2 separate regions of the Homo sapiens genome follow, and region 2 is linked to region 1. A link is a loop called in an ENCODE intact Hi-C map of the cell type or tissue named here. Cell type or tissue: OCI-LY7. All regions are shown on one strand.

What was found. Hi-C counts contacts between places; a loop is a spot of excess contacts. Peaks named below come from ENCODE experiments on the same cell type or tissue, not always from the same donor. Only the 100,000 strongest peaks of a DNase experiment are listed, where the experiment ranks them.
Region 2: it touches region 1 in a loop (8-fold over the local background); 8 of 110 quality-filtered maps call a loop at or near these places.

The regions. Positions count from the first base shown.
Region 1 is chr22:23,267,107-23,272,106 of GRCh38, forward strand. BCR (BCR activator of RhoGEF and GTPase) reads left to right here. Exons shown (of 23, transcript NM_004327.4): 5 at 1,302-1,409; 6 at 4,426-4,486. Among named protein-coding and RNA genes, the nearest start is that of LINC02556, 57 kb to the right of the region's middle. RefSeq lists an enhancer at 2,010-2,680 and a silencer at 2,055-2,104. In OCI-LY7, no CTCF peak of the experiment used is centred here; DNase peaks (open chromatin) are centred at 1,395, 1,955, 2,445, 2,855 and 3 weaker places; H3K4me3 peaks cover 4,012 bases; H3K27ac peaks cover 4,842 bases.
Region 2 is chr22:23,205,739-23,210,738 of GRCh38, forward strand. All of the region lies in intron 1 of BCR (BCR activator of RhoGEF and GTPase), which reads left to right. Among named protein-coding and RNA genes, the nearest start is that of BCR, 28 kb to the left of the region's middle. In OCI-LY7, no CTCF peak of the experiment used is centred here; DNase peaks (open chromatin) are centred at 172 and 2,393; H3K4me3 peaks cover 772 bases; H3K27ac peaks cover 2,390 bases.

The DNA.
Region 1 (5,000 bases):
CACCAGCTTCAGAGGGCAGCGCCGTGTCTGAATTGTTTACCACTGCGGTGACAAGGCCTAAAGCAGGCCCTTGGCTGCTTTGTACCAAGGCTGGGAGGCACTCAGTGACTTGCAAAGGAGGGAGGAGGGAAAGAAGGAAGAGCTCTGGGCCTCATCACTGCACGGATGAGGAAGAACCTAGAATTGGAGGATGCAAGGACTCCTCCAGGTGGTCAGCATGGCAGGGGCCTGGCAGGTGTCTTCCAGCTGCTACCCTTTCCTCGTACACTCTAAGACCCTTCTTGCAGCCCTTGTAGGGAGCAGGGCCAGAAGATCAGACAGTGCCAAGGGTGCCTGGTTTATCCAGCATCTGGGATTGTCATCTGTAGAAACATAAAATTCAATATAAATGCAAATGCACATGGAAATAAAATTTAGGTTTGACACAAAACAAACACCAGGAGCCGTGAATGCCTTGGGCTTCCAGCTTGCAGTCAGCTACAGTGGGAGTCTCCAGCCCTGACCAGTGCATCTCCTGGGTCTGCCCTTATACTCCCCAGGCCTAGGTTTGCTGATTTTTCCCTCGCTGCCCATAAAGGTGTTGTGGGGCCCAGAGATGGCAGTGTCTGCTGCACTCACACAAGTTGTTGCTGAATCGAGTGTGTGTCTGAGCTGGAGGTGCAGTGAGGAGATCTATTATTGCCATTGGTTTAATAAAGAACAAACAACACCTCTCGCCTTACAGCCGGTCGGTCTCCCCCCACCAGGTGTGTAGCATGACACCTGAGCACCCTCACCAGGCCCAGGATGGGCTTGTGTCTGTGCAGTGGGAGGCTCTCTTCTGCAAAGACGGCCGGACTTGGCATTTCTTATGTGTCTGAAGGGACTGGACATGCGTGGAACACCATGGGTGGGAAAGGGGGTGACCTCTGTGTCCAGGGTACACTCTTGCAGCCAGAATGGGAAAGTGCTGAGCACAGACACTTGTCCAGATTCACTGACAACCTCAAACTTCAGCTGCCGCTCATGGCACCATTTCAGCGAATGGGGTGGGAGGAATAAGTAGCTCTGGAAGGGAACTGTTACCTGCCTGGCGCCGTGAGTCACTTCTCAGCATGTCATTTTGGGAGCGGGAAGTGTGCTGGGTGCGTGGGGAGGGGAGCAGGTGGGAGGGAGCAGCACGGAAGCGCCGAGGCCTCTGCAGCCTGTGTGCCGTCTGCTGTCCCTGGAGTTTCTGCAGAGCTGTGCACGGGAGCCTGCTCTTCAGAAAGATGGGGGAGCAGCAGCACCTGTCCCACTCTCTCTTCCTTCCTCCCCCTCAGGCCAGCCAGCTGGGTGTGTACCGGGCCTTCGTGGACAACTACGGAGTTGCCATGGAAATGGCTGAGAAGTGCTGTCAGGCCAATGCTCAGTTTGCAGAAATCTCCGAGGTAATGCCTTGATGCCGTTCAGACAGGTGCACCGCTGACTCCCACCTGTACCCTCCACCTCCCGAGGAGAACAGAGTGCACCAGATCAAGATCTGGTCGTGAACCCCAGCTGTTTCCAGATTCTGTTGGGTTCGTTGCGTCAGCCCTGTGCTGGGGATGCTGTTGTGCGCAGACCGAAGGAGCAGCCCACAGGGCGTCCTGCCTCCCCGGGGGCGAGGGCCTGATTCTGGGGGTTGCCGAGTTCCGGGGACACTCTTTGCACTGTCTGTCTGCAGTGAGGGGTGTCTGTAGTTCTGCCTGTGAGCAGCTCTCTCCACAAGAGTCCTGAGGCTGACTTTGTACCTGGCACTGGAGGCGAGGCCGGAGGTGGCCCACTCTTCCTTTTCTAGCCTGCCAGAGACCTTGAGAGCATTGAGGAAGCATTGAGGGGCTAGCGCCGTGGGGCGAGGGCTCATGGCACCTGTGCTCTGTGGACCCATGTGGGGAGCAAAGCGACAGGTTGGAGCTGCACTAACCCAGGCCCCAGGTCTGAGAGGCTGCTGACTCCCTGCCTGCATTTAGCCCCAGGAAGCTGAAACCTCAAACCATGTGGTGTTAGCGCCCAGGGCCTCGAAAGAGTCATTCAGAAACAGAGACCATGAATGGGCCATTCAGAAGGCTGGTGGCCCAGCCAGAACCAGAACCCAGCCACACCCCTGGGTCTGCACTCCAGACTGGGGTTCTTTCTGCCCTTCTCCAGCCTGTGTCTGCCTGGTGGTCACTCTGCGACATTTTCCTCTTTGGAGGCCCTTGCCTCTTCATGAGCCCCCCATCTCGCTGTAGCTTTGCCTTCTGACTTGGCTTTCCCCCACCCAGCAAGGGTTCTGAGCAGAAAGCCCTCCGTGTGAGAACCGCAGGGTTAGAAAGAGGCATGGGCACTAGAAATAGGGAGTGAATGCGGTCACCCTTGCTGGGACACCCTCAGCTGTCACCCCTGGGCTTTGTTGCTGAGGCTTTGTGCCGTCTTATTGTTTATCACCGGATGGAGCATCACGGGCTTCGCTCTGATGTCTCCAGTGGTGACAGTACCTGCCGCTCTGTTCTTCCAGAGTCTGTGGGGCACCCTGCTCCGCCAGGTGCTGCTGGTAACAGGCTCTGCATGTATCCGGGGCTCCAGCTCCCTCCCCACTGCCAGCCTCCCTCTGGACCATTCAATCTGTTCTCTTTTCCTTTTTCATTAAATGAGCAACCCTCCTCCCCCACAGCTGGAATGGTGGCATCGAATTTCAAGTGACCTTGACAAATCAGGGACCTGATCTTTTAAGAACAGGTTACAGTTAAGCGGGCAAGTTCAAGTCCACCCAGACAGGTTTCTGCAGAGGAGGGAGGAAACACCATGGGACGCCACCTGGGGATCACGTGGTGCCACCAACCATGCACCAGTGGATTCTGAGCCATGGTTGAGATGCAGGGAGTGGGATGGGGCTCAGGACCAGCTGCAAACCGACCCACCGTGAAAGTTTGTGGCACCTGCACCATCAGGGCGACATGCACTTTGGTTCTCTGTGTTTCAAAAAAGACCCAGAGGAATTGGAGCCACCCAAAGAAAGCAGAGTCAAACGCAAGGAAGAGAAAGCAGCAAGCCCTGCAGAGGTGTTGGGGGGTCAGTGCTCAGGCGTGGGAGTTCGAAGATCACCCTCAAGTACAGGAAGGAGTGGAGTAGTGTCCGTCTTCTCCTGGGACAGTCCTGAGAGATGGGCAGCATCCAGTTAGATCTGGTTCCATGGAACACCAGCTCTCCAGACGGTAGGAATAGGAATTACATGAAAAGGGCTTTGGGAGTCAGGCCAGTTTGGGAAATGCAGGGTTAAACCAAACTCACAAGTTTTCTTGAGGCAGGTTTTCCTGGAGCTCCTAGATAACTCCCAAGCATCACACTGTCCACGGACACGTGGGCCGCCTCCCAGGCTCTTGTGAGCCCAGCACCTGGTTTTTGCAGTCTTTTGTTTGGCTCTCCCACCCCCTTACACCCTTTGGGAACTGCTGAGTCAGATATACAGAAGAACAGTCACTGCGAGGGCTGTTAAACTCTCAGGAAAGGTACCAAAGTGCATGGCAGCGTTTGGCCCCAGTGAGCTGGAAAACACTTTCGTCTGGTCTTGAGATGTTTCCTGCAGCACAAGAGGTTGGCAGAGCAACCTCAGAACCTCTTCTGTCTCTGTTTATGCTTTTGTTCAGAAGCTTAGTACCAGGAATTAATCTCAGCTCCTTCCCAGAGGATTTTAGGCACACAGGGATCTTTTATTCTGCACTTCTCCAGTGATGCTTTCAACACAATTGTATCAAAACAGCCTAGGCTATTCACTTACAAGCCCTGCTTTTGCCCTGGGAATCTTAGCACCTCATTTTTTAGTAAGTACACTTGCAGATCCGGAGAGGGCAGGTGGAGGTATAATCCAGTGTCAGTCTGCAGTGGTGGGCCTGCCCTGGCCGTCTCCAAAGATGGGTGCTCTTCGGAACTGGCAGCCCCCTGCATGCTGTCTAATTGCCCCAAGAAAACAGTGACGTGTGTTTAGGAGCATGCTCCTGTTGGCCTCCATTTACAGGATCCTCTGTGTCAGAGGATCTCAGCCAGGCGTGATTTTGTTCACAAGGGACACTTGGCAATGCCTGGAGACATTTTGGTTGTCAAAACAGCAGGAAGGCAGACGTGCTCCTGTACCTATAGGTAGAGGCCAGGGCAGCTGCTCAGCACCCTAAGGTGCCCAGGACAGCTGCTCAGAGAATCTGTAGCCCAAAATGTCAACAGTGACCTGGCTGAGAAGCCCTGTCCCAGGTGGACCGCAGCATCCAGGGCATCCTGCGTGCTCGGCTTGCTCGTGGGTCCCTGCACACCCTGTGACTTCATTATCAGCTCAGAATGCACCTGGGGTTTGTTGTAGTGAGGGAAAGCTGAAATTGTTGCCAAAGGGGGAACTGTCTGCATCATCAAAGCTGCTTCTGTCATCTGTGTGAACATGCGCTTTTCTCTCTGCAGAACCTGAGAGCCAGAAGCAACAAAGATGCCAAGGATCCAACGACCAAGAACTCTCTGGAAAGTGAGTTCTGCATGCTGAGGTCTCTGTGTGCCCTCGTCAGGGAGGCTGCTGCTGGCAGAGGGGGCGTTGTGGAAAAGCAGACACAGTGCCCACTTGGGTCATCCCTTGGTGCCTTCCCTGTTCTCTCTTCAGATAGAGTGGGCACGAGGAAAGAACAGCTCAGGGAGGGCAGGGAAGGATACCATCAGGACCAGTTTGCCACCAACATTAGCAACAAGGTGCTGCTTAAATTGACTTAAATGTTATCCTGTTGACCCCAGTGGCCTCATAAGGAGGATTTTTTTTTTTTGAGGCGGAGTTTTGGCTCACTGCAACCTCCACTTCCCGGGTTCAAGTGATCCTCCTGCCTCAGCCTCCCGAGTAGCTGGGATTACAGGCACACACCACCACAGCCAGCTAATTTTTGTATTTTTAATAGAGATGGGGTTTCCCTCCGTATTGGTCAGGCTTGTCTGAACTCCTGACCTAAAGTGCCTTGGCCTCCCAAAGTGCTGGGATTACAGGTGTGAGCTAC
Region 2 (5,000 bases), 61 kb before region 1:
AGAGGCAAAATCGATGCTACTTTGTGGATACTTACATAACCATTTGGAATGTGAGCATGTGAAACTATAAAGAGCATTCTTAAGGCCTAGGTCACATGAAAACAGGTGGCAGTGGGCTGGATTTGGCCTGTGGGCTGCAGTTTGCCAACCTGTGTTTCACAGCGAGCTGCCTCCAAATGCCTGGTGGTGATGCAATCGATGACAGAGCCAGGTGTGGGCGTCTCACATCTGTGCTCAGGAGCTCACAGGAGCTTCTCTCCTATAGAACCTGTGAGGCAGGTAGGGTAGTCTTCCAAACCCCATGAGGATTCTTTCCTCAGAGAAGTTGCCGGAGGAGGAAAAGCTGGATGAGAGATGGTCACTTGGTTTCTAACTTCCCTTTCTCTTCCCTGTTTCCTGCTGCTTCCCAGGGCTGAATGAATATTCCCTGAAACAAGGCTGGCCATGAGCTAATAATCGTTGAAGCCAAATGATGGGGTAATGGGCATTCATGATGCTGTGCTCTTACTTTTGTATTTGTTTGAAATTTTCCAGGATAAAAAGCTAAGAAAATAGGCTGGGGGCGGTGGCTCACGCCTGTAATCCCAGCACTTTGGGAGGCCAAGGTGGGCGGATCACGAGGTCAGGAGATCGGGACCATCCTGGCTTACACGGTGAAACCATGTCTCTACTAAAAATACAAAAAAAAAGTAGCCGGGCGTGGTGGCGGGCACCTGTAATCCCAGCTACTCGGGAGGCTGAGGCAGGAGAATGGCATGAACCCAGGAGGCGGAGCTTGCAGTGAGCCGAGATTGTGCCACTGCACTCCAGCCTGGGCAACATAGCGAGACTCCGTCTCAAAAAAAAAAAAAAAAGTTAAGAAAATAGTCATTCATTGATTAAAGTTACCAAAAAACCCTTCCACATTGAGAGAACAGGGTGTTAAAACTCAGAAACCTTTTCAAGCCCCAAGATGAGCAAACTTGCTCCTCTTATTTCCTAGCAGCAGATGTTCCTGAGAAAGGGGTAGCTGTGCTTGAGCCATTCCATCATTCATCCAAGCCATCCATCTATCCATCTATTCATCATCAATCCAAGATCCAAACATTTATCTATTTATCTATCCACCCATCCATCCAACCAGTCATACAACCATCCATTTAACTATTCTTTATTCATCATCCATCCAACTAAATCTATTCATCCCTCTGTCATCCATTCATTCCTCCCTCCCTCCCTCCCTCCCTCCCTCCCTCCATCCATCCATCCATCATCTGTCTAACATCCAGCCAACCATCCATCCATTCAACATTGAACTATCCATTATTCACTCATCCATCCAAACATGCATCCATTCAGTCATCACCTATTCATCCATCCATTCATCCTCCAACCATTCATCTGTTCATTTGAAGTTGATGTGACACCTACTGGGGTCCAAGCACAATGCTTAGGCCTTGACTTTGTCCTTGACCTCAAGGAACCCATAGACATATATTAAAAACAGCTGATAAAGGGGTGCTGGGATGGAAGTGAGTACCAACCAGGCACTGAGAAGTGACTGACTCTGCTGGGTTAGCAGAAGGAAGACATTAAGGAGAGGATGGCCCATTAGTTGGATCTTGAATGGACTCAAAAGGAGTATATTGTAATCCCAGTACTTTGGGAGGCTGAGTTGGGAGGGTCGCTTGAGCCCAGGAGTTCAAAACCAGCCTAAGCAACATAGCAAGACGCTGTCTTTACAAAAAATTAAAAATTAGCCAGGTGTTTTGGTGCACACCTGTAGTTCCAGCTACTCTGGAGGCTGAGTTGGGAGGATCGCTTGAGCCCAGGAGTTTGAGGCTACATTGAGCTGTGATTGCACCACTGCACTCTAGCCTGGGCGACAGAGACAGACCCTGTCTCTGAAAAACAAAACAAACAAAAGGAGTATGTTAGGCCATTGTAGGGGAGGAGGAGAGGCCTTCTAAGCAGGGACTGTCACAAAGGAATGAAAGAGCCTAACAGCCTGGCCTGCCACAGGTTTCTCAGACACTTGGGATAGCTGGCATATGGTGTTGGGGTGAGAGACCAGCTAGTGATGATGTGGGGTGGTCTGGTGTTGACCCCCAGAGGCCAGAGAAGACTTCTGCATGGAGGATGGAGTGAGCATGGAGTGTGCGACTGCCATAGGCCCTGCTCAGTGCCCTACACCCCGTGTGTGCCTGTGACACCTGATGGCCTATGCACCCCATACACACAGCTGGACAGCAGACCCCGGCTGCCCTGGCTGAGGCAGGTGTGCCCATCTGTACCCACCTTTGCTTTGGCTCATTGGCTCCTGGTCTCCTGTTGCCGAGCACCTGTCTAGACAGAATGATGTTTTGTGTCTGTGCAAAACAGACACGCTGGAGCTTCGTGTTTGCAGAGCTTCATGCTTCAGTTGGTACCCCGTGAGGCTTGTGTGGGCAGCTGTTCAGAAACCTCAATTGGGCCCTCTGGCATTTGTGAGAACCTTGGGCTGGAACCCACCCGGCTGGCAGTGCAGGAGAGCAGCCCTTCCCCCTCGAGGGCCTTGTCCCTTTCACCTGTGCCGTGTCTGTGTGACACTGAAGCTCTGTCTGGTGCGGGTTGAAGTTTGTGACCCCCACTTACCAGGCCCAGAGCATGCATGGTGGACTGTGGGAGATAGTCATTGGGATTTTTCATTTGATTTTATGTTTTTTTTTTAATCAAGGTAAAATACATGTAACATTTACCATCTTAACCATTTAAAAATAACACAGTTCAGTGGTGTTGAGTATGTTCATGTTGTTCAGCCATCACCATCTGTCACTGAATGTTTTTGTCTTGTACAACAAAAACTCTGGACTCAGCCAGGCACTGTGGCTCATGCCTATAATCCCAGCACTTTGGGAGTTCGAGGCGGGCAGACCACCTGAAGTCAGGAGTTCAAGACCAGTCTGGCCAACGTGGTGAAACCCCGTCTCTACTAAAAATACAAAATAATTAGCCAGGCATGGTAGCGGGCGCCTGTAATCCCAGCTCCTCAGGAGGCTGAGGCAGGAGAATCGCTTGAACCCGGGAGGCGGAGGTTGCAGCGAACTGAGATCGGTCCACTGCACTCCAGCCTGGGCAACAGAGCGAGACTCCGTCTAAAAACAAACCAAAAAAAGCTTCTGGACTCATTAAATATAGGCTTTCCATTTCCCCTCCCCGCGGCAACCACTGTTCTACTTTCTGTATGGATTTGGCTAATCGAGGTACTTCATATGAGTGGATTCATATAGCCTTCGTCTTTTGTTCCTGGCTTATTTCACGTAACGTCATGTCCTCAAGGTTCATCGGTGTTGTAGCATGCATTAGAATCTCCTTTCTTTTAGCCGGGCGCGGTGGCTCACGCCTGTAATCCCAGCACTTTGGTAGGCCGAAGTGTGGATCACCTGAGCTCAGGAGTTCAAGACCACCCAGGACAACATCATGAGACCCCATCTCTACTAAAAATACAAAAAAATGAACCGGGTGTGGTGGCACACGCCTCTAGTCTCAGCTACTTGGGAGGCTGAGGCAGGAGAATCGCTTGAGCCCCAGAGGTGAAGGTTGCAGTGAGCCGAGATCACGCCACTGCACTCCAGCTTGGGCTACAGAGTGAGACTCTGTCTCAAAAAAAAAGAATCTCTTTTCTTTTTAAAGCTGAATAATATTCCATTGGTAGACACACATTTTGTTTATCCATCTCTCTGCCAGTAGACACTTGGGTTGCCTCCACCTTTTGGCTGTTGTGAATAATGTTGGCAGGAACATGGGTGTACAAATTTCGTGGCTTGTTTGCTAATTTATTTATTCATTTTTATTTTATTTTTTTGAGATGGAGTCTCGCTCTGTTGCCCAGGCTGGAGTGCAGTGGCGCGATCTCGGCTCACTGCAACCTCCCCTGCCTCCCGGGTTCACACCATTCTGCCTCAGCCTCCCAAGTAGCTGGGACTACAGGCACCCGCCACCACACCTGGCTAATTTTTTGTATTTTCAGTAGAAACGGGGTTTCACCGTGTTAGCCAGGATGGTCTTGATCTCCTGACCTTGTGATCCGCGCCCAGCCTATTTTTTAATTTTTTTAGAGATGGGGTCTTGCTGTGTTGCCCAGGCTGGTCTCAACCTCCTGGCCTCAGGCCATCCTCCTGCCTTAGCCCCCTGAGTAACTGTGATTACAGACATGCACCACTGCGCCCCTACTCAATGGTATTTTTCACATATCAGATTTTTACATTATTTGCCCCTCACCCACTTAACAGCTATTTGTTTTTCAACTAACTTCCTTTACTGTTTCAACAAATTTCCAATTATAGTAATTTTTACCCTAGAAAAAAGAAATTATGGGTTGAAGGTAAAACAAAAATACATATCTTGTGAATTATCTGTTCTTTTTCAAACATCTTAAAGACTTAGGCTGGGCACAGCAGCTCACACCTGTATTACCGGGAGGCTGAGGCAGGAGGATTGCTTGAGCCCAGGAATTTGAGAGCAGCCTGGGCAACAAAGTGAGACCCCATCTCTACAAAAAAATTTGAAAATTAGCTGGGCATGGTGGCATGGACCTATAGTCCTGGCCGCTTGAGAAACTGAGGTGGGAAGATAGCTTGAGCCCGGGAGGTCGAGGTTGCGGTGAGCCACAATTGTGCCACTGTACTCCAGCCTGGGTGACAGAGTAAGACCCTGTCTCAAAAAGAAAAAAAAAAAAAAAATTAAAGGCTTGAAAGATGTCATGATGTCATTTGATGGTTGTATATGTGCACGTATGTGCATTCAGGTGTAATTTACAGACAATGAAAGTCACTCTTGGTATACTGTTCTGTGAGGTGTGACAGCGTTCTGTAGCCATTACCTTCATCAAGATACACAGCAGGCCTATCACCCCAGAAACTTGCATTACCCCTTGTTCCTTGTAGGCATTTCTCCTACTTGCAGCCCACGACACCACTGATGTGCTTTCTCCCCTTACAGTTTAGCACTTTTCCGAATGTCATATAAATAGAATTGTACAG